Linked DNA regions of Mus musculus: region 2 is linked to region 1. The links are chromatin loops, found by intact Hi-C in ENCODE. Cell type or tissue: gastrocnemius. All regions are shown on one strand. Links, peaks and the distances in the headings refer to the core of each region. The heading gives the core; the rest is flanking DNA.

Region 1 (11,045 bases), core at 2,074-10,073:
CTACCATACAGTACATCACTGTGTACAGTGGCCAGATCTAGTAACAACCATGATTTTTAATGATGGAGTAGGGAAAAAAATAATGGTAGAAATATCTGAACTTTTGTCTCAGCTACCCTGAAAATTTCTTCCTTGCTGTATCTCTGTCTTTAGAGAAATAAGTCCTCCTAACTCTCTGCCGGACACCAGTCTCCTTTCTTTTAGTATTCACCTCTTCTCTTCTAACTTCTTTTAGAATCCTCCCCCACAAGGACCATCTGCAGTACCAGCATTCAAATACGTTGGAGATGTCCCCCAATGAAAGTTCTATGGCTTTTCAAAAATACTTCACTCTCATTTGATCGTTTGATTGATTGATTGATTGACTGATTGACTGATTGACTGAGTCTGACTATCCATCATCTCGTGAGAATTTCAGGCCACTCCATCCTGCAGTTTGAACATCTCTTACTCGGCATATCTTTGTCTCTTCATTGCTGCAGTCTTAAATGATTTATCTGTTATAGTGGGTTTTCACCATTATTTTAACTTGCTCCCTTTTGGATTCCTGTTTGTGGAGTGGGACCTCCCATAGCTACTTATTTCCTCAAGAAAGTGTGAAATAGTTTCTGGGTTGGGTTACAGATTTGCAGAAGGTAGAACAGTATTTAACCCCAAATCCATAAAAATGCTTCTGCCAAGGGGGCATTAACTTAAATACTCTACAAGTAAAGAGATGAAGAAAAATCCCATTGGAGAGACAGAATCCACTGACCCCTTGAGCTATTTAATTTCAGCGCCCCCCCGCCCCCCGCTCGATTGTGTTAGCTTTTTCACTTGAGAGTAGTAAGTATATCTGATGTATAAAGTTTCCAGTCAGCAGTTGTGAAAAGGAGAGACTTTGAAACACACATATCTATACCCCAGTTCCAGCATTGCTTCTTCAAGATCATTAGATCCTGAGACTGCCATCTCCCTTTCCTAAGCCAACATTGTCTACAAAGTGAACATAAGGCCTCTCACATCTAAGTGTTGCTAGACATGCTAAAATCTAAGTGTAAAACAGGCTTCTCTCCCCTTGACAGGGGCTCTGGACCTCTTATCTACTTCCTGTTCACTCTTCATGCCAGAGGAAAACCAGTGGTTCCCAAAAGGAAGTTTCCTGATGCAAAACAGGCTGTAAAATAAAATGGACAGCTGAAACTTTCTACTTGTAAGATGAAGGTCAGGAATATGAACCCAAACTTGGACAACACCCAGGTGTCACAGAAGCATGATGGTAGGACAGATGGAAAATGCTGGATACCAACACTTACAGGAAATGCAGTTCTCCACAATGAGGTATGTCTTCAGTGCTAGTCATGCGGGTGCTATGGCCTGAGTGGACAATTAGTGGAATAGTGGGCTTAGGCTTCTAAGGGGCAGGAATCTTTTTAGGTGCTTACATCTCAAAGAATGGAAAAATACTGTGGCATGAAGGTAAGCTGGAAGTCCGACATCCTGAGGTGATCTACCTCAGGAAGTCTAGCTCCAGGTGTGAGAAACATTTGACTAGGGGTGTAAGGAAGGGTTCAGACAAAGATTGGAGGTCTGTGCAAAAGACATTGAATATCAGTGTCAGAATGAAAATGATTCTGGCACAAAAAAAAAAAAAACAAAAAAACAAAAAAACCCAAGAATGGCGTGCTATCAGCCAGCGCTGATGGCAATTCCTGCAGACTCGTTGGCCAGAGGAGTGCAAAGAGCAGAAAGTGAAGCCTGCTAGGAGGTTTTGGAAAACGACTCTGTCAGAAGAAATGCGACAGTCTGTCACCACAGACCATCTCTGTTCACTGATTCGTGTCATGTTGCCTGCCTTGACAGTTCCTGTCCATCTCTGTCTAATTATCACCCTTTCCTGAACAGCTAGCTCCAAATGATGACAACAGCAGATTTTTCAGGACCAACAGTAAAGACTCTAGGACTTACCCCACTGGGGAAAACTTGCTGTCCTCCAGTGAGCAAGGCAGACATTGCTAACTCATTGCTGAGCCCTGGGACTCTGCCCCGTGCCCCTCTGAGCCACAGCCACTGTAGGCATCAGGCATACCTAGATTCCTGGCTTGCTCATTACCCCCTTTAAACTCTCCAGTTCCTCTGACTTCCCCCTTGGTTTCCAGCCTCTGCAAAGACTGAACCAATAACTATTACTTTTCTGGAACTTTCTGTTGCCTTGGATATTGTGTGCATGATGGAACAGAGCCCAATATCACACGATATCCATCCCAGGAACCGGCCTTACAGATGGGCCAGCTAACTGCCCTACCTGACCATCAGCTTCTTTTGTTCTCAAGACCCTCTAAGGCTCCAATATGTTTCTCATTAAAACCTTCTGAAAGCATTCAAGACTGGAAGTAACAGTGGGAAGGGGGCAACCCAGCAGTTAAGTTTCAGATTTGTGGAAATCCTTTTTGATATGTATACTCTAGGTTTGAAACCATAATTTTCAAAGTTGAAAATTAAATTGGACTTTTGTGGTTCATGCTAATAAAAAATCAGATATTAATCATCTTTGGGAAAAATATAGAAATCAGATAAATTTTCACATACAAAGACATTGTGGGAAATGTGAGGCATGCCTTGTGAAGCAAAATACAAAATGAATAACTTGCCTTATACTTATCTCAGAATTATATAATTCATTCATTATACTGATTATTATACAGTTCTACTCCCATAGCATAAGCTGTGTATCTCCTCTATCAGTTAATATATTAAAGCTAAACAGGCAGAGCAAAGGGGTTCATGCTCGCATGCCCAGTGCCTAGGAGGCAGCCGTCCTAGGAGCAGGCAGCCCTCAGCTACATTGCAAACTCTAGGGCAACATGTGGAGCAGGAGACCCTGTTTCACAAGCCCAAAGGGAAACAAAGAAATGAAGAAAATGTTTGATACCACTTGTTCTTGCTCCTGTTCCAGAATATTCTGTAGTAGCTTCTGCTTGGCACTAAACTCTTGGTGTAGGCTTTCCCACTTCACTCTCATCTGGTCTTCAGCAATCCCCAACTCCTGGGATAACACATCAGGTTTTTCACTATTAGAAGAATAAACAGTCTAAGTTTACAATGTGTGCAAACCGGAAAAAAGAAAACAGAAAAAGAAAAAGAGGGGGAAGAAAGGGGAGAAAGAGAGAGGGGGAAGAGGGAGAGAGAGGGGGAGAGGGAGAGAGAGGGAGGGAAAGAGAGGGAGGGAGGGAGAGGGGGAAGGGAGGGAGAGAGAGAGAGAGGGAGAGGAAGAGAGAGGAATGGAGAGAGGGGGAGGGAGGAAGGGGGAGAGAGGAAGAGAGAGGGGGAGAGAGGGAGAGAGGGAGAGGAAGAGAGATGGAGGGAGGGAGAGAGAGGGAGAGAGAGGGAGGGAAGGAGAGAGAGAAGGGGAGGAAGGGAGAGAGAGAAGGGGAGAGAGGGAGGGGAGAGAGAAGGAGGGAGAGAGAGAGAGAGGGAGGGAAGGAGAGAGAGAAGGGGAGGGAGGGAGAGAGAGAAGGGGAGGGAGGAAGGGGAGAGAGAAGGAGGGAGAGAGAGAGGGAGGGAAGGAGAGAGAGAAGGGGAAGGAGGGAGAGAGAGAAGGGGAGGGAGGGAGGAGAGAGAGAAGGAGGGAGAGAGAGAGAGAGGGAGGGAAGGAGAGAGAGAAGGGGAGGGAGGGAGAGAGAGAAGGGGAGGGAGGGAGGGGAGAGGGAAGGAGGGAGAGAGAGAGAGAGGGAGGGAAGGAGAGAGAGAATAATAGACTGATAATCTATTTGATATTAACAGACCTGACCTCAAAAATTATAACATGATTATCTTACTTGTGGGCTTATACCTTAAAACATGAAAAGTTAAAATAGAAATACTGAGACTGTAACATATTTTCTTCCTACATCTAATCATGAACACAGGAATATTAAAAACACATTGAAAATGGCTAAGCATGAAATAAACTATAGTATGATCATAGACTAGGATCCTTTGATAATCAGCCTATAAATTGGTTCAAAATTGAAAATTGTTAGCCTAATGAGAACTTTTACCATAAAGAATATACAGGATATTCGGGCCACGCTGTAGAGGGACAGGAGATGAGGGGACAGATGGAAGATGTGCCTTGAGGAGGACGGCAAGAATCCCAGGTCCATTTAAGGACAGGAGGGACCCCAGGTCTATCTGAGGCTGGGAGCAGGCATGGGGTGGGGGTAGGGCGATGGTAGAACACTTGCCTAAGCATGCCTGGGCCCTGGGTTCCATCCCCAGCATGCAGAAAGCAGGAACAGGAAGCCAAGTGCCTATGACAGCGGTTAGTGCTGGAACTCAGGGTAACCTGGGCCACATCTCTCTGAGCCCCAGTTGTCATGACATTCACATGCTACACAGTTTTCAAAGTTAAATAGAACATACTTGATGCCTACAGCTCTATGTGATGAACGGCTACCATGTGGAGGTTAATGGTCTGCCTGTTGACATACATTGACCTTAAAAATTAATGTTGAAAAAATGCCTCTAATTGAATGTTGTTTAAAAACAAAACAAAACAAAACACACTTTCAATAGAAAAGAAAGGAGTTTGAAACTTCATATGAAATGAAATCTCTTTATTATATTTTCTTCTGCGTTGGTTACAATGGCCTCATCTCCAGTGTTTGCATGAAAATTCATATCGAGCCAAGGGAGTAGTTACCATTTGTATTCTTATACTTCACCAATGACACATATAAAAATAGCAGCGAGTTAGTTTTACATCAGAAATTCTCTTTTCATTTCTCATGGGGGAAAAAAATTTTTTTTAATGTCAATGAATTCCAAGCTGGTTTTCCTTCTTAGCCTTAGAAATAACCGGGAACTTGACAGAAGGTGTGAACTGGACTCAGTTACACTGAAGGGCGATTTTTCTTGACAGAAGGTGTGAACTGGACTCAGTTACACTGAAGGGCGATTTTTCTAAGGAGTTTGTATAACCATTGAAGAATTCCGAAGTGGTTCAAGATCTTGAACCACTCTTTTAAAGTTAATCTTCACAGAAAGCTACCATGCAAGACAGATTTCTTTTTACACGAGTTTAATATTTGAAAGAGCAACTAAAGCAACTTGTAGATGTTTATCTGTTGTCTGGGCTCTAGCCAACGCTGAAGGCCAAGGAGAAGGGAGCAAAAAACAACAGCAACATTTTTTTTTTCTTTTTAACCACAAGAAACTTGCACAAGATTCCCATAGCTCTTTTGTGGAACCGACTGTCTGCCAAGCAGACGGCACTCACTAGCTGTCTCCTTCTCAAAAGCAGAGATATAAATAAAGGGCTTGAGAAACTGTAGATGTGCGAATGCCTCAGAGCTGCTTAGTGGGTAGTGAGAGAAAAGACACGCTGCTCTACTAGCCTAGACGAGCGTCCCCTTCATTTGGGGCTTTGCTGCTGATGTATTTTAAAGACCTTATCACGGATCTTTCTAAACTTGGTGGACGGTAGCAATTATTTCAGCTTTCACAGATTTGGGGAGACCTAAATGTCAAAACTACGCATCCCATAATATCTGCAATATATCAACACTCAGAATCACGGAGTCAGTGTTGAGTAAACTACAAAAACACTTTAGTAGCCACATCTGTTATCTCCAGTGATCCATTTGAATACAATGTGTTGTTTCAATTCACAATGTTCCTCAGCTTCCACATGTAAGATTTCTGATACCATGTTGTAATTTTTTTCTTGATGCTAGTAGGTACTCCTGCCTTTTCAATTATTTGACATTATAAATAATATCTTATAACATCTTTCTAACATCTACTCTTTTTTATATTATTTTGCTGAAACAGGGTTTAGAATCAGGAAACAAAGCACAAGGAGAAAGAGCCAAGAGAAACAAGCAAAGACTGCACTCAGACACTCAGGTCTTTACTGACCCCTAGGAACAAAAGGTGCTTCCGAGCTGGGTGGTGCTGCACACACCTTTGATCCCAGCACTTGGGAAGCAGGGGCAGGTGGATCTCTGTGAATTTGAGGCCAGCCTCATCTATAGAGTGAGTTCTAGGGAAACCAGAGAATACCTGTCATGGCAAAAACAAATAAAAGGAAAGGGTTTTCTTTGTATCATTATCAAAACATTTTGTCTTGATGGTTGCTCCGTATTATCATAACTCTGTAGGTAAGCAAGCCAAGACACCCAAGGTCCGTGGTTCAAGTCACAGGCATACCCCACTGGCTGTAGCCCTGTTACCTTTCCAGCTTGCAAATAAAAACCTCCTGTTGAGAAGTCTAGTCGAATATTTCATCTTTCTGTATGTAAGACTTTCAAAGTGTCCATTCCAATCCTACTCCCCAGGATAAAAAACTTTATATGTAGGGATTATAGGAAGAAAGCTGTTTGGAAGTCTACCACTTAGCCTGCATATACATCCTTTTTATTATTATTTTTACTTCTTAAGAATATTCTGCAGGAGTTCTCAAGAGGAAAACACTCTGATTAGGTATAGTCATCAGTTGGAAATATCACAGATGTGATTTGATAACACATTTGACTCAGAAAATGATATGTGTGCTGGGCCTCCAGGAAGGCAAACTCATTAGTCATTATCAGCAGCCATTTTTCTATCTGCACAGCAAAATGCTTGGCAGTGCAGAGACATTTAATATCCTAAAGTGAATGGGGGGGGGGGGGGGGCGGTGTCAGTGCCTTGTGTGGAAAGTAACTATGGAGCAAGGTGTTCCGTTTTTTTCAAATGACAGAGAAACACGAGAAAAGGAAGTTGCAATTTCAAAACATACCCAAGGCCACCTGAACCTTCTGCGGTGGAATGTTGGGTTAGAATCTCCTCTCCACGGCTAGCTACTGAGCGGAGGAGGCTCTTCTGCTCGGCCAGCTCCTGTTCGAACTCCTGCACAAACGCAAACGTTATGGTCACTTCAGAGAGCAGTTGATGGTGGCTGTCACCGTCACTGCTTCCTTTCCTCAGAACGTAAGGAGGGCTCTAATAACTGTAAATCTGAGCACAGTTTAGGCAAATACTCTTGTTCTGATTAAATATACTGAAAAAGCAACAGGAACAGAAAATTTTTGCTGGACAACAGCGCCCTCATGTGGTGAAATATATTCTTTCCTTTCAAAGTCAAAGCTGTCTCAGACTAGCCAGGACAGACTCCTTACAAACATCAGTTCAGGACAGTTAAACTTGATTATCAGCCAATCTGAGTTGCGTGCACTCACAGTAAGTGAGTTTACACTTTGACATGAGAAGGTACTTATGTATTCCTTTTACACTGAGTTAGTTTCCTTAAAAAAATTAATCGACTGAAATCATTTGTATCACATCCATTTACAATTGGGTCTTGTGAGGAGTCTACTAGAAAATAGGAAACACATTTCATTTCTTTGGGGAGAAAAATGCATTTCAGAGCTTTGCCCATTCTCAGAAGCCTTGCTGGGGCTTTTGTGTTATAGTAAAATAGAAGCAAACATTGCATCAAAGAACTACTCAAGACCCATATCCATGCTGGGATGTGGATCCCAGGCCTGGCCTGGGTTCCGTTCCCAGCATTGAAACCAGAACAAAACAAAACTCATGTCAACAAAACCTACGGTCACAGAAACACTGCCCGCAAGCTCTGCTCATGGCAGAGATGCCCACAGGAAGGTGGAAAAGGCTTTACTTTTTGCTGCTGGAGGCTGCTCTGCCGCTGGTGGGTCCTTGTGGTGCGGGCTTGTGCCAGCCATTCCTGCACGCCGGGGCTCTGGGTGTCTGTGAAGTCAACATCGTTCTCCTCTTTCTCTTGTGTGACTCCCTGCTTTGAACAAGATAAGACAGGAATCAGGGGCCACACTGAAAAGTTGTTTCTCTGCCGATGAAATGAGCCAATTCAAGCCAAATAGATTATATGAAGTGTAGGTTTATTGGGAGGCTGCTCTGGGGCGGGCGAGTTCTCTGGCCCCAAGGAAGGAGGAGAGGGAAGTTGCCATTGAAAGGGAGACAGAGGAGATGATGGTAAAGGAGAGAAAAAGTGTGGGTGTCAGAGGGAGGAGGAGAGAGAGAGGGAGAGAGACTGAACAAGGAGACAAAGAATGCTGGATTATACAGTGGAATGGTGCCCAGCCCCAGGGCTGGAAAGTTTAGGGTTGGGGGAGGGGGAGGAGTATGTCAGGTAGGGACTGAAGGATGCTGGGAGAACCTGGAGGCCAGGTTTGCTTTGGTACCTACACTATGCACCTCAGTCCCTTGTCCTAGGGTTGAAACCACTCACAGGAAAACCTCACCTCACTGGAAAGACAACTCCTTTGGTGTAGTTGGGATAATGACTTCATCACCATCATTGCACTCCATTAAAAAAGTGATGGTGACACAAGACTTTGAGACTTTTAGGAACAAGAGTAAGCAGGTGATTATGTCCAGGGTTATTTCTAAGGAAGCCCATTTTTCCAGAGTAGTCTTCAAGTATTATTCTAAATTTTTTCCACATAAATATAAAACTCAACCCTTTTATGAACATATTAAAATCACACAAAGGTAAAATGCTACCCAGATAATCATTACATGTCAAACTTTGTTGTCCCTCCTCTAAAAGCTTCGCCCGGCCAACATTTCTCTCATGTTATCTATCCAAAATGGGCACAGTAGCAAGTCCTTGCTTCTTAAACAGTTTTTGTTTTTTTGTTTTGTTGTTTTTGTTTTTTGTTTTTTTTTTAAAGGTTATCAACCAAAGAGATCAACACCTTTGAGAAACAGTAAATCCACGGTTGGGTTCACATTCTAGAATTCAAGAAGAGCAAGACATGAAGGTTAATGCTGGCTGTGGACTTTGGCTGGGTACAGGGCACATGGGAGAATAGGAAGGCATAACTGCTCCTTGTGTCTGTTAGGTCTTGAGGGCTCTGCCAAAATCCACAGTATTAATCTACCCATGGATTAAAAATCGGGGTGGACAACTGAAAAGAGGTGGAACAAGGAGAAAAGCAGCCCACCGGGAAAGGGTCATTAGTGGCATTTGAAGGGTACTTTTTCTTTCCTTGCCTGAGTTTTAAAGCTTTGCCTTGCCCTTAAGCCATGATATCTTTGCCTTGCCACTATCATTAGTAAGTGTGTCATTGAGTCAAACTTCTGAAAACACAAAGCAAAAAAACCAAGTCTCTCATTCCCTAAAGTTGTCTCCATCAGTCATTTTGTCACAAGGCGGCAGAGCTTAATAACTTGCAGCAAGGGCTTCCAAGATGGCTGAACATCCTTGGCTTCCCCACCCCCACCCGCCCCAGCCTTGCCTCTTCAACTCTGTTTTCAAGAGTTGCAGGAAGTGGTCAACCTCGGAGGGGGCTGGGGCGATAATCACCGGGACACTTCAAGAGGCAGGAAAGCCTTAACTCACCCCAACCCCGACAACACTACACTCATAAGGAGGCAGCACTAACTGGATTCAGGACATTAAAAAATTAAAATTAAAAAAGGACATCAAGTTGGGAGAGATGTTATAAGGGTCCTGGGACCTGCTGAGGAGGGGAAATAAGAAGCAGACATGATCGACACTGTACACTCTATGTATGTCTAAAAGTTTCAAAGATGAAGCAAAACTGTAAGAAGCTATAAAAATTAAGAATATAAAAATGCTTATAAAATAAATTTATAAAGAAAGTAGAAAATGGCTCCCAGCTCCACCTATGAATCTCCTAAGACTTGAATTAATTCTAGGACTCTTGATTTTTGAATGTATGTTATTCAAAAAGAGCTAATTATATACGTCTGTATAATAAATAGTTCCCAGTAGCCTGGAGGCAAAGGCGGGTGTATCTCTGTGAGTTGAAGGCCAGTCTGTTCTACACAGTAAGTTCCAGAATAGCCTGGGCTACATAACAGAGAAACCCTTTCCTCTGATAGTTGCCCCCAGTATTAAATAGCTCCTGTCCAAACAAGAGTCTTTCAGTGCCATTAGAATTAGCAAAATAAACTGGGTGACAGTGGTGCATGCCTCTAACCCCAGAACTCAGGAGGCAAAAATATGTGGATTTCAGAGTTCAAGGCCAGCCTTGTCTACAGAGTGAGTTCTAGGACAGCCAGAGTTACACAGAGAAACCGTGTGTGTGTGTGTGTGTGTGTGTGTGTGTGTGTGTGTGAGCCGGGGTTGAGGGGTACAGGAGAATAACATAGTCAAGTGTCAGCTAACTGTGGGCACAGTGCTTGCCATTCTACAAATTCAAAAAGTGTCCCTGGGGGTTTTAAGGGACTTGGTGTGATAATTACAAGTGACAATCCCAAAACATGCTGCTTTCTCCCTTCATCTCACCCCCCCCCCCCCACACACACACACACACACCCTCACCATTTCCTTGCTGCTTTGGGAGTTTGGCTAGGGACGAAACAAAAAAGCAGTCACTTATCACCCAGACAAACTTCTTGCCTTATTCTAATGGGATGTCGAAGGCCCACCTAGCCTCATGCTTCACACTGAGACCCGCTGAGGATTCAGAGCCTGAGTATATGAAGAAATAGATCAGATTATATATATATATATATATATATATATATATATACAGTTCACCCTTTAAATACATATGATGCATGAGACACTGCAATTGCAGCTCAGAGTTCTATGCGAGAAGCAACCAGAGAAGGGCCTGGGTCAAGACCCAGATAGCTAACAAATGCACCAGCAAGGCTGAGTTAAGTTGGGGGAGGGAGTGGGGGGGCAGGAGGTAAAGGGACAGAAAGTGATGGGAAAGGCTTGCTAGGCTGGTCTGTGAGCACTGTCAGAGGGGAAGAAGTTCAGGGAGCATGGAAAAGTAGAAAACCTGGCACAGATCTAGGGGAGGGCATCCCAGAACTGGAGAACAGCTACGACCCCCTATGGCCCCAGTGTGGCCCTGTGAAGAGACGTAATTGAGAACCAGCATGGAAGAGGCCTTTGTGGCTAGAGTCTGGTGAGGCATCTACCTGGGTCATCTTGCTATCAACCCTGAGACCAACCCTTCCCCGTCCCTTGCCCCAACCCCAAGTAGGAAGGCAGATAAGATAAGAACTCAGCCTTCCAGTTCTGCAGCTTACACAGAGGCTCTGCCTTTCCTCGGAGTCCTGCACTCTTACCCACTGCT
Region 2 (11,045 bases), core at 1,244-9,243, 550 kb before region 1:
AGGACTTCCCCTCCATGAGGACTTCCCCTCCATGAGGACTTCCTCCATGAGGACTTCCCCTCCATGAGGACTTCCCCTCCATGAGGACTTCCCCTCCATGAGGACTTCTTCCATGAGGACTTCCCCTCCATGAGGACTTCCTCCATGAGAACTTCCCCTCCATGAGGACTTCCTCCATGAGGACTTCCCCTCCATGAGGATTTCCTCCATGAGGACTTCCCCTGCAGAGGACTTCCCCTCCATGAGGACTTCCCCTCCATGAGGACTTCCCCTCCATGAGGACCTCCTCCATGAGGACTTCCCCTGCAGAGGACTTCCCCTCCATGAGGACTTCCTCCATGAGGACTTCCTCCATGAGGACTTCCCCTCCAGAGGACTTCCTCCATGAGGACTTCCCCTCCATGAGGACTTCCCCTCCATGGGGACTTCCCCTCCATGGGGACTTCCTCCATGAGGACTTCCCCTCCATGAGGACTTCCCCTCCATGAGGACTTCCCCTCCATGAGGACTTCCTCCATGAGGACTTCCCCTCCATGAGTACTTCCCCTCCATGAGGACTTCCCCTCCATGAGGACTTCCCCTCCATGAGGACTTCCTCCATGAGAACTTCCCCTCCATGAGGACTTCCCCTCCATGAGGACTTCCTCCCTGAGGACTTCCCCTCCATGAGGACTTCCTCCCTGAGGACTTCCCCTCCATGAGGACTTCCTCCATGAGGACTTCCCCTCCAGAGGAGATTCCCTTCATGAGGATTTCCCCATCTCAAACTGAGCCTAAGCATATCACTCCTTCATTAAGTTGCTTTTGCTTGGACATTTATCACAGTAACAGAAAAAGAAGCTATGTTGCCTACTGCCATACAGGTGTTTGGGGCAACTCTCATCAGTGGGTTTTATCTCATTTTATGGTCCTCCTCTTTGGCATTGCTTTCATGCTACCTGACTCTCCCTGTCTTTAAAAAAAAAAAAAAAATCAAAGCTTTCGGAAGCTGGAGAAATGGCTTAGTGGTTGAGGACACCTGATGCTCTTGCAGAGGACCTGGGCTTGGTTCCCAGCACACACATGGGAGCTCACAACCACCTGTAACTTCGTTCTAGGGCACCTGATGCCTCTCTATGGCCTCTACTGGCACATACATGTGCATACAGATAAAGTGTGGATCCTAAATATGACCCAATTTTTTCTTTTGATCTGCTCCTTATTGAACCTGTGTTCTGACTGTGCTTCCCTCTTCAGCGTATGACCCCACTGTGTGCAACCACAGCCAGCAGGCTGACCCCACTGTGTGCAAACACAGCCAGCAGGCTGACCCCACTGTGTGCAACCACAGCCAGCAGGCTGATCCCACTGTGTGCAACCACAGCCAGCAGGCATGGCCCTTACTGAAAAGAACTCATGTTGGCTTGAAAAGAAGTGGACGGACAGATAGACCTGGTAATGTAATTTGCATCTGCTTCTCTGTTACGTTAGTCATGAATTTAGTATGCAGCGCTTGAGAGAACAGGACTCTGGAAAAGTAAATGCATTAGAGCAAAGGAGGTGACAGGCACGAAGAGCAAACCTGAGCGGATGTAGATGACAGGGAGACATCTGAGGTCGGGGGAGTGGGGATAGTCAGTGCCAGACAAGCACAAGGGATGTGACAGTCCCATGTCACCAAGCGGGAGTTACTGTCCCTGGACTTCAGCATACCACCTGCATACCTAAGAACCCCAAAGTCTTATTTAACTCCAATCCTTTCCACCGACCACTAAAACGCCATTTGGTTATCTAATTGCTTCCTCAAATCTGGTATGTCTAAAACTAAATTCTGGAAACTTCTTTTTTCCTTTAAACCTATACATTTTGGGGATTTTCCTGTCTCTCTTGATGCTTGGTTTGCATTGGGATTTCTTGAGGTCTGAACATTGGAGTCATTTTGGCTTCTTTTCTTTTTACCAGGCATCTAATCTGTCAGCAATCATGTTGGCTCTGCCTTTCAAATGAACCCAGCATATAAGAAGAGGCCCCCATTTACCACTCCCACTCTTATCTAAGTACCTTCGCTTCCCAGCTCCTGCTGTGGGCAAATGCTAGGGTCCTTCCTAAAGTCATATGTTGAAATTATGAGTTATGACGGGATGGCATCAGGAGGTGTTAGGAGGAGATCAGTATGATGGAGCTCGTAAGAAGAGACAGGAGCGCTTGCTTCCTAGCCAGCTTCCTGTGTTCCCTGATATGTGAGGTATAAGTGAGTGTCCTCCCTGTCTCTATTCCATGCACCCCTTTATCTCATCTCCAGCATCCTTTGACCATGTCTGTCTATCTCATTGACTATAATATTCATCAGCTTGGGATACTGTAACACATATCATAATCTAGGTGACTTAAAAGGTGGACATTTCTCATAGTTCTGGAAGCTAGAAGACTGAGATCCATCCATTTACTAGTATGTTCTGGTCCTCATGGGGGCTCCCTTCTGGGGTCCTGGAAATTATCTTCCTCCTGTGGTTTTATACAATGAAAAGACCCCAATAACTCTCCTTTACAAAGGCACTAGTCCTTCAGGAGAGCCCCCACCTCATGAACCAACAACCATTTGCCAATTCCACCTATTTGGGTTTTAAGATTTCAGCATGCATATGAGGTTTTTTTATTGGGAGGGGTAGGTGGAATATAAACTTTAAATCCATAAAAATTTGCATCTTACCCTTACTGTATGGGAATCTAATCTCTGCAAGGTCAGCTCTTCATTTGTTTCCACGGACACAACAGTCAGAATGGTACCTGGCACACTGTGGGTATGCAGTGAATGATTTGTGGTTGGAAAAGATGAACTGGAATACACAATCTCTAAGAACCTATCCAAGCAACTGGGGTAGCTTTGTTCCCTTGTGACCAAGTCTTGCCTTGACTCCTAGTCTCCCAGGGGTGGAATTCCCTACCCACGGGAAAGCTAGAAGCTCTTTTATTTCTATTGACTGAGACATGCCTACACTGCCTGGGATGGCTTCGGGTCACTTTGTTCAAAGCACTCTGGTCCTGTCTACTCATCTCTTATAGTCTCTTCTCCTGGTCTGGATCTTAACTTCTTACTTTCCCCTTAAACACGAGCACCACTGCTCCCCCCACCCCCCACTCACTACTCAGCTCCTGTAGCGGTGATGCATTGGTCCTAGCCCTGCCTGGGCACAGCTTTGAGTGATTTTTGTTTTGACTTCTGGTGGGCCTGCTTTGCAGACCCTAAAATAATGATCCTTTCTAAGGTTGTGCAATGTGTGAGAGGCAGCATAGACACCTGAGTATGAGTGGGTGGAAGTGGTTTCAAAACAACTAAGAGAATCCTGGACATTGCCCCATGCCTGTGTCGGTGTCATCTCCCCCACTCCCTATTGGTCTGACAGGTTGGTATGTCCAAAACACATAGTAGGACACAAAGGCCTGAACTCAGTATTACAGTATCAGAAGGATTCCCTATGGAGGGCTGGGTGAGGGGAGGATGTATGTGTGAGGGTTTGTGACTCCAGACTCTGCCCTTTTCAGTGCCTTCTGAAAGCACTGTCCTTAGATTGCTTTAGGCCTGCTAGGTTACTGAGGATCATCTGAGTTCTTGGGTGTAAGGCCATTGCCAGGGCTCTGACTGTTGACCTTGTCAGACAGAAACCTGGAGAAGCACCCACGACTGTGGAAATTGGTGGTTGTTCCTGGACTATTTCACAATACCGTTCTCCAGGAAAGAGGAAAAAAAAATAGGCCTTATTCTTCTTGCCTGCAGCATTACATAACCTAACTCTAACCCTGCTGGTTCAAACACTGTTCTTTTTCTTCTTTTTCTCTTTTTTGTTCCCCTGAGTAAATAGTTGTTCATACACACACAGGGTGTAAATAGTTCATACACACATAGGGCCCAGGCTGCCTTCTCCACTCCTGTGCTTTTGAGGGAATGGCTACTCTGTTGAATGGTGCCCACAGCTGGACACTAGCCAGAGCTTCATTTATGCATCTTCCTTAGAGTATGGATTTTACCAGGACACCTATTAATTATCTCAATGCATAGAAAGCCAGCTTCTACTTGTAGTTAATGCCATGGCTTTGGAAAACCTACTTATCATTTGAAGCCTGACATCTGTTGTTTAAGTGATGTCTCCTAAGGACAGAGCCCTGCACAAGGCACTGGAAAGGGCAGAGTCTGGAGTCACAAACCCTCACAGAGATATCTTCCCCTCGCCTAGCCCTCCATAGGGAAACTTTCTGATACTGTAATCCTTTCTGTTCAGGCCTTTGTGTCCTACTATGTGCTTTGGGCATCCCATCAACTATCTTCTCACACCCAGGCAACTCTTTTATAGCGTGTCTATGCCTTCCTTCTCCTTTTACTTCCTTTGTGCTTCTATGGGAGAAAGTAGATAACATCATTGATTTTCCAAGAACTACTCTCACATCTTTGTTTCCTGCGATACAATGTTTGCCTGGTGTGAGCAGGAGGGTCAGATTGGATCTGCATGTGGCACTCACTCTGAATCTCGGTGAGGTTTTTACAAATCGTGAAGAAATGACATATGTGACTGTGATTTTGATTTAAAGTGACAGCACCATTCATTTGATTCTCAACTTTGTGTAGGCTTCAGAGAAGATCCTACGAAGTTTCCAGACTCTTCCTTCAGAAAAATGCGTGTGTTTATGTGCCCAGAGTTCAGGTAGGATTTTAGGGGTTCCAAGTGTCCTGGAACTACCCGTGTGGGTGTTTGTCTTGGAGGGTGAAGAGAGCAAACCAGTGGAGTACAGGGTGGTTTTATGAAACAGAGTTGGCATTATGTAATAATCAGACAAAGTTTAGTTGAAATAGAAATGATGTGAAACACATTCATACAAAGACCTTTATTATTATACACTTTATGCATGTTTCCCACTTAAGATTATTTAGTAATCTAAATCCTTGCTCTTTATTTCCCAATTTTACTTATTACTGTGAAACTTGGATGCCATGTGCTAGCTCTAATGTAACTTTCTAATTTTTGTGTGTGTGTACTTGTTGTGTATGTGCTTGTGTGAACATGTGTATACTATGTGATTACTTTCCATCGAATTTTTTTGTGACAGAGTTTGTCTTACTTATTTTCCTATTGTGTGAATAGACACCATGACCAAGGCAACTTACGAAAGAAAGCATTTAGGGGCTGGCAAGGTCTCATCGGGTAAGAGCACTGACTGCTCTTCCGACGGTCCTGAGTTCAAATCCCAGCAACCACATGGTGGCTCACAACCATTTGTATTGAGATCTAATGCCCTCTTCTGGTGCATATGAAGTCAGCTACAGTGCACTTATGTGTAATAATAAGTAAATCTTTAAAAAAAAGTTAAAAAAGAAAGCTTTTAATTGGGGTCTCACTCACAGTCTTAGAAGGTGGCCACGGCCATCGTGTCAGGGGACATGGCAGCAGGCAGACAGGCATGGTGCTGGAGCAGTAGCTGAGAGCTTACATCTGGTCCAAAGGCATGAGGCAGAGAGCTAGAAATTGGGTCTGTCATGGATTTTCCAAGAATTCTCAAAGCCACCACCAGTGACACATCTTCTCCAACAAAGCCACACTTCCTCCAACAAGGCCACACCTCCTTCAACAAGGCCACACCCCCTAATCCTTCTCAAACAGTTCTACCAGCTAGGAACTAGGAACATTCAATGTACGAGTTTATGTGGGCCAGTCTCCTTCAGACCACCATAGGGACTCATTGAACCTGATTCAGCTCTGCTGGCCAGTGAGCTGGAGCGATCTACCTGTGATGTCCTCCCCCAGCTGGAATTACAGGCACATGTTGTCATGCTTAACGTTTTACATGGGTGCTAAGGATGCAAACTTGGGTCCTCACACTTCTGTAGCAAGTACTTTGCCAGTGGAGTCATTTCCCCAGATCCTATCTAGAGAATTTTATTCTCTCAGAATTCACTAGTGCTGTTGGGCCAATGGTGTCTACACGGATGCCAATCAAAATCATGGGTGGGACTCTCCTGTTGCTAAGCTGGGGTGGGGAGGACACTTCTACCAGAGCAGATACTTCAGTCCATTTTCTACCTGATTCTTAACTCCTGTCATAAGTAATAGCAAGGCTTCCCTTTGCTCTTGATGGTGGAGACAGCCTCCTTGGATGTTGGCCATACCATCGTGATGTTGACAACCCCATCCCATCCCTGTACACTGCAACAAGAACTGGGTTTTGTGCCTCCTATGACCAGCACGCAAGATCCGGGAGAAAATGTTCCCAGCCTCCTGAAGATAAGTTACTGCAGAACTTGAGATCTATGAGTGTGGCAAATGGAGTGAGGAAGTTGTGGGTCCAGAGCCCCATGTCTGCTAATCTCTGCTAGCTGATTTTTCTCTGTCTATGGATAACTTCACTTAATTAAGGGTCTTTGCTTCCTGTGTCTTCTACTGTACTACCCCAATATGAGGCCCACTACCCTGTCAAAAGTTAAAAATTCATATCCGTGCAAACCCCCCTGTAGTTAGCTATTATATTCATTAATTTTTTTGTTGCTGTGACAGAATTCACTAGGTAAAAATTTAAGATAGAGAAGACTTATGTTGGCTTATGGTTTGAATGGGTCAAGTCCATCAAGAGGACAAGGTTTGGTGGAGTTAACGGCCACAGGACCAACAGGCTACAATTCCTCTCACACTGGAGTTTGAGAAGCAGAACCCAGGCCAGAATTGGGACTCAGCTATAACCTACAGGCCTATATTCCAGCTGCCTGCATTCCCTAACCACACCCCACCTTTAAGAGGTTTACAGTCTCCCTAAACAGTGCCACACATGAGCTTGCAGGGAAAACTTCTACAGCACTCATGATCAGTTCTGATGTCTTAGATCTGGTGCAAGATCACTGGCTGGGCAGGTGCCTAGTAGTTACTCAATTAGCAATTAGAGGCAGGAGATGGGATGACACCAGGCAACAGCAACCACGGACAGGACAATTTCTTTACTGAAATGGCTGGGTGAGTGGTCAGGGCCTCTTTGCTATTTTCAGGTAGGAGATCTCGATTTGAGTTTCTCTACATGAGGAGGACCAGAAATTCACTGCTACATTTTCCCAGTGTGATGGAATCGAAAGAGCCTTTGCACAGTGCTCAGTGGAAGCATCTTGCTTAATACGGACAAATGGAGAATTGGGGCAATTACCTATATATTTGAGTCCCAAGATCTGCTATTATTTGGGGTTTTGGACAAAAACACAAACTCCAAATTAAAAAAAAAATTAGCTTGAATCATCCATATCACAGCAAGATTTTACTTGAACAACCCAGACAGACTACATCAATTTTCTGCTTTCCTTTGCTGTGGAAACTGGGCTGTTAATGGTTACTTTAGAAATAAAAGAATATATCCAAAAACAAAACAAAACAAAACAAAACAAAACAAAACAAAACAAAACAAAACAAAAACCAACAACCCTCCCCCCAAACCAAAAGACAAAAACAAAAAAACTAGGTTGTAACCTAGAAAAATTTCTAGAATTTCATCATTTGGTGTTGCTAATAAAGTTCATGACATGAAGAGAGGATGTGTGTGCTGGCCCTCTCTCATTATTGATAAGGACATAGCAGACGACACGCTCTCAATGATAGATTAGATGCTTTTTTTTGTTTTTTGTTTTGTTTGTTTGTTTGTTTTTTTCGAGACAGGGTTTCTCTGTATAGCCCTGGTTGTCCTGGAACTCACTTTGTAGATCAGGCTGGCTTCGAACTCAGAAACCTGCCTGTCTCTGCCTCCCAAGTGCTGGGATTAAAGGTGTGCACCACCACGTCCGGCCTTTTCTTCTTTGTTGCTTATTATCCAGTCAGTCTAATACTGTTGAATACAGTCTAATTAGGTAATTTTTTCCCTCAAAGGAGAGTTTTTGCCCCACGAAAAGCACAGAATATTTTAAAACAATGTTTTGGTCTTGGCAGATCTATATCTATGTCTATATCTAATATATATCTATATATGTATATATGTATAAATATGCATATATTTATATACACATATACATATATATTAATCTGTAGTGAAGTCATGAAGAAGCTAAACTGCAGAACGACTCCTAGTACAGCACACACTTCCATGTTGGGTGCAGTTCTGTGGATTCTCAGAGACTGTAGCAGAGGTCTCTGTCATGGAGGCTTGACTTGGACCCCTGAATTTGAATACTGGCTCTAGCCAGAGTGTGTTCGCAATCTCAGCATCTCACGGTCTCCTTGCCAGTCAGTAGCACCTGGCTCTGTGTGTTGTAGAAAGTGCTTTGTCCCGACACGCCAGACACCTGCACTCATTTGGAAGACTTTGGCTGGTGTTTTCACTCTTTTTCACCTAAGAAAGCATGGTCTAGAAGGGGGCATCACAACTGTCCCTTAAGGACACACAGCCTCATACACATCTTTATATTACAAACGTGCGTTTTAAAAGAAAAGGGCGTAGAAGACCAGGGAGAAGGCTCAGTTGATAAGACTGCTTGTTCTGTAAGCATGAGGAGTTGAGTTTGAATCTTTAGCATGCTGGGCGTGGCTATGTGTGCCTGCAATCCCAGCAAACCTACACACTCTCTCTATTTCTCTCTGTCTCTCTCTCTCTGTCTTTGTCTTTCTGACTCTGTCCCTGTTTCTGTCTCTCTCTGTCTCTGTCTCTCTCTTTGTGTGTGTGTGTGTGTGTGTGTGTGTGTGTGTGTGTGTGTGTGTGTGAGTGTGTCTGTGCACTCGCATTCGATAGGTGGATCCCAAGAGCTCACTGCCCAACTATCCCAGCCAGCTTCCAGTTCACTGAGATACCTATCTCAAGGAAACGATGTGGAGAGCAACAGAGAAGCACAGCAGTGTCTTGCTTTGGGCTCTGCAGTCATGTACCCACTTACTTCTGTGTGCCTGTACACTCATCTGTAATCCCTTCACAACAAAGAAATAATGTACACTTGCTTCCGAATCTGAGGGGTGTTCTATTTTGGGAACCCCTGCCCTAGGTAATTTTCTTCTCTGGATTGTGCACCACTGATTCTAACAGGTAGCTAATGCTGCTTGAAAGCATGATTCATCCATCCTGGCAAGTAACAGAGGGATTCAATTAATTTAGAGGAAAAAAAACCACTTGGCTTTTAAAATGTTTGAACTATTCAAAACATTTTGTTGACTCACTTACCTTTCACAGGAAATCATAATAAGAACAATAAAGCGAGGGCCTTCTCTGACATGCTTGGCCTATGTGATTATTCCTTCTATAAATGAGTTTTATCAAGTTTAACGTTCGCTAATTTGAAATAAAACATTTCAGATCACAACTAAAATACATCCTACACTATGTAGTTTGGGGGAGTTAAATTCAGACACATTTGTGTATTTGAATTGTTTTGGGGCCAAACTCACCAGGGTATAGAAAACTGAAGACAATCAAGACAACTTATTATAAAGAATGTGTAGATCAGTCATGAGACATTTGGTATCTTTTCTCCTCTCAGCCAATTCTGAGATGCTTTTCTTACCCAGCATGCACTAATGTTCATGTATAGGGATCGAGACAGTGGCCAGAGTCTTTTTTGGTCTTTTGCCTGATACCATTCTTACTTCCACAGAAGCATTCTTTCTCAGATTTATAGAATAGGGAAAAAAGAAAAAAAGAAAAACTAAGACATTAAAACAACAACCCAGCATTTAAAACACATGTTACATAGAACACAACAGATTTTATGAGCTATTAAAATTCCAAAAGGTCTGAAAAAATTAGAGGTCTGTGGATCAGAGGTAATGTGTTTGCTTAGCACATCAAAGTTTTGGGTTTATCCCTAGTACCAAAAAGGAAAATAAATTTAAAATGCTTTTTATCTCATATTATTGCTTCAGCGTGTTTGTCTCTGAGTTAAAAAAAAAAAAGAAAGAATAACAAACAAAATAAGTTTTTAAAAAGCCAGTCATGTTGGCTTACGCCTGTAAGTTTAGCACTTGGAAGACCGAGGCAGGGGGAATCCTGAGAGTTTAAGGCCAGTCTGAAATGCAGAGTGAGACCTTGTCTCAACAAAACAAAACACCAGATTAAAGCCCCAAAGCAAACAGGACTTGTAAATCACGGCAGGAAATGCCAAGCAGTTTATAGAAGGCTCATACACCTGAAGGCTTTCAGAGTCAGCTCAGGCTAAGCTGTTCAGGTTTCCAAAATCAGGAACCCCATTCATTAATCAGTGACAAGAACTGCTGAGCCACGGACTTAGCTGGTTGAGTCAATGAGTGAAAGAGAAACTCTGAGAAGCGCTCACATTAGAAACACCCTTATGCCCCTTCTTAGCTAGTTTTCAGCGAGGAAAATCTGTGTGCAGAAAGAACGCTCCCTTATTTTATTTTTTCCAAGTCAACATGTTCGTCTAGACTTCGAGCTTTATTGCAAGGAAAGAGAAAGTGGGTTGGATCACTTTTTTTTTTTTTTTTCAGCCAGAGGCTTGTCCTTCTGCAAACATCTATCTGTAGGCAAACGCTGAGAAAGTTGGAAGCAGACCTGGCTGGAGAGAGAGAGGAAGGCCACCCCCTCCCCTATTATCCGGAGCAGAGTTTCCAATCCCAGTCAAGTGGTGGTGCTAGCTCTTTGCTTCTGAGTCTCTGCATTTCCTAATTTCATGGTCATAACAGCCTCGGAACGGATTCTACCAAAACCGAAAACACAAGGCTCCCTGCTCAGCAGCCTTGTGATGCCAGGAGAGGCCAATGCCCCCTCCTCTGCCATTGTCTAGCTTAAGAAGGCAGTCTCTGGGCGACATTCTTCTCAAGCAGGTACTTCTATTTCTCTCCATTTCTTTACAGTTCCCCCCCCCCCCCCTTGGCTATAGTGTGCTACTGTGTGCAATCAGGCTGGAGTCTCAAGAGTTCACTTCTGTGAAAATATGTTCATTTTTCTCTCGCTCATTGCTCCAGGGATATTTTATAAAGTTTCTGGCAAACGTTATCATGTTAAAGCTGACCTTGGTCCCATGGAAATTCACTCCGGGGAAGCTACATTCAGCTGAGTCAGACACAGTTATCTGTTCTTGGTGCAGCACTGGCAGGCTCTCTCTCTGC

The links. A loop is a pair of places that touch in the nucleus more often than their neighbours do. Peaks named below come from ENCODE experiments on the same cell type or tissue, not always from the same donor. Only the 100,000 strongest peaks of a DNase experiment are listed, where the experiment ranks them.
Region 2: a loop joins it to region 1, with 4 times the contacts of the local background. A loop is called at or near these places in 17 of 42 quality-filtered maps.

The regions. Positions count from the first base shown.
Region 1 is chr10:5,154,710-5,165,754 of GRCm38, forward strand. It overlaps Syne1 (spectrin repeat containing, nuclear envelope 1), which reads right to left. Exons shown (of 146, transcript NM_001347711.1): 98 at 7,625-7,759; 99 at 6,743-6,852; 100 at 2,912-3,050. Among named protein-coding and RNA genes, the nearest start is that of Gm51757, 170 kb to the right of the region's middle. In gastrocnemius, for the core only: a CTCF peak has its summit at 7,055 (motif pointing left); a DNase peak (open chromatin) is centred at 7,043; H3K4me3 peaks cover 279 bases; H3K27ac peaks cover 2,328 bases.
Region 2 is chr10:4,601,396-4,612,440 of GRCm38, forward strand. It overlaps a transcript of Esr1 not described here. Among named protein-coding and RNA genes, the nearest start is that of Esr1, 100 kb to the right of the region's middle. In gastrocnemius, for the core only: no CTCF peak of the experiment used is centred there; no DNase peak of the experiment used is centred there.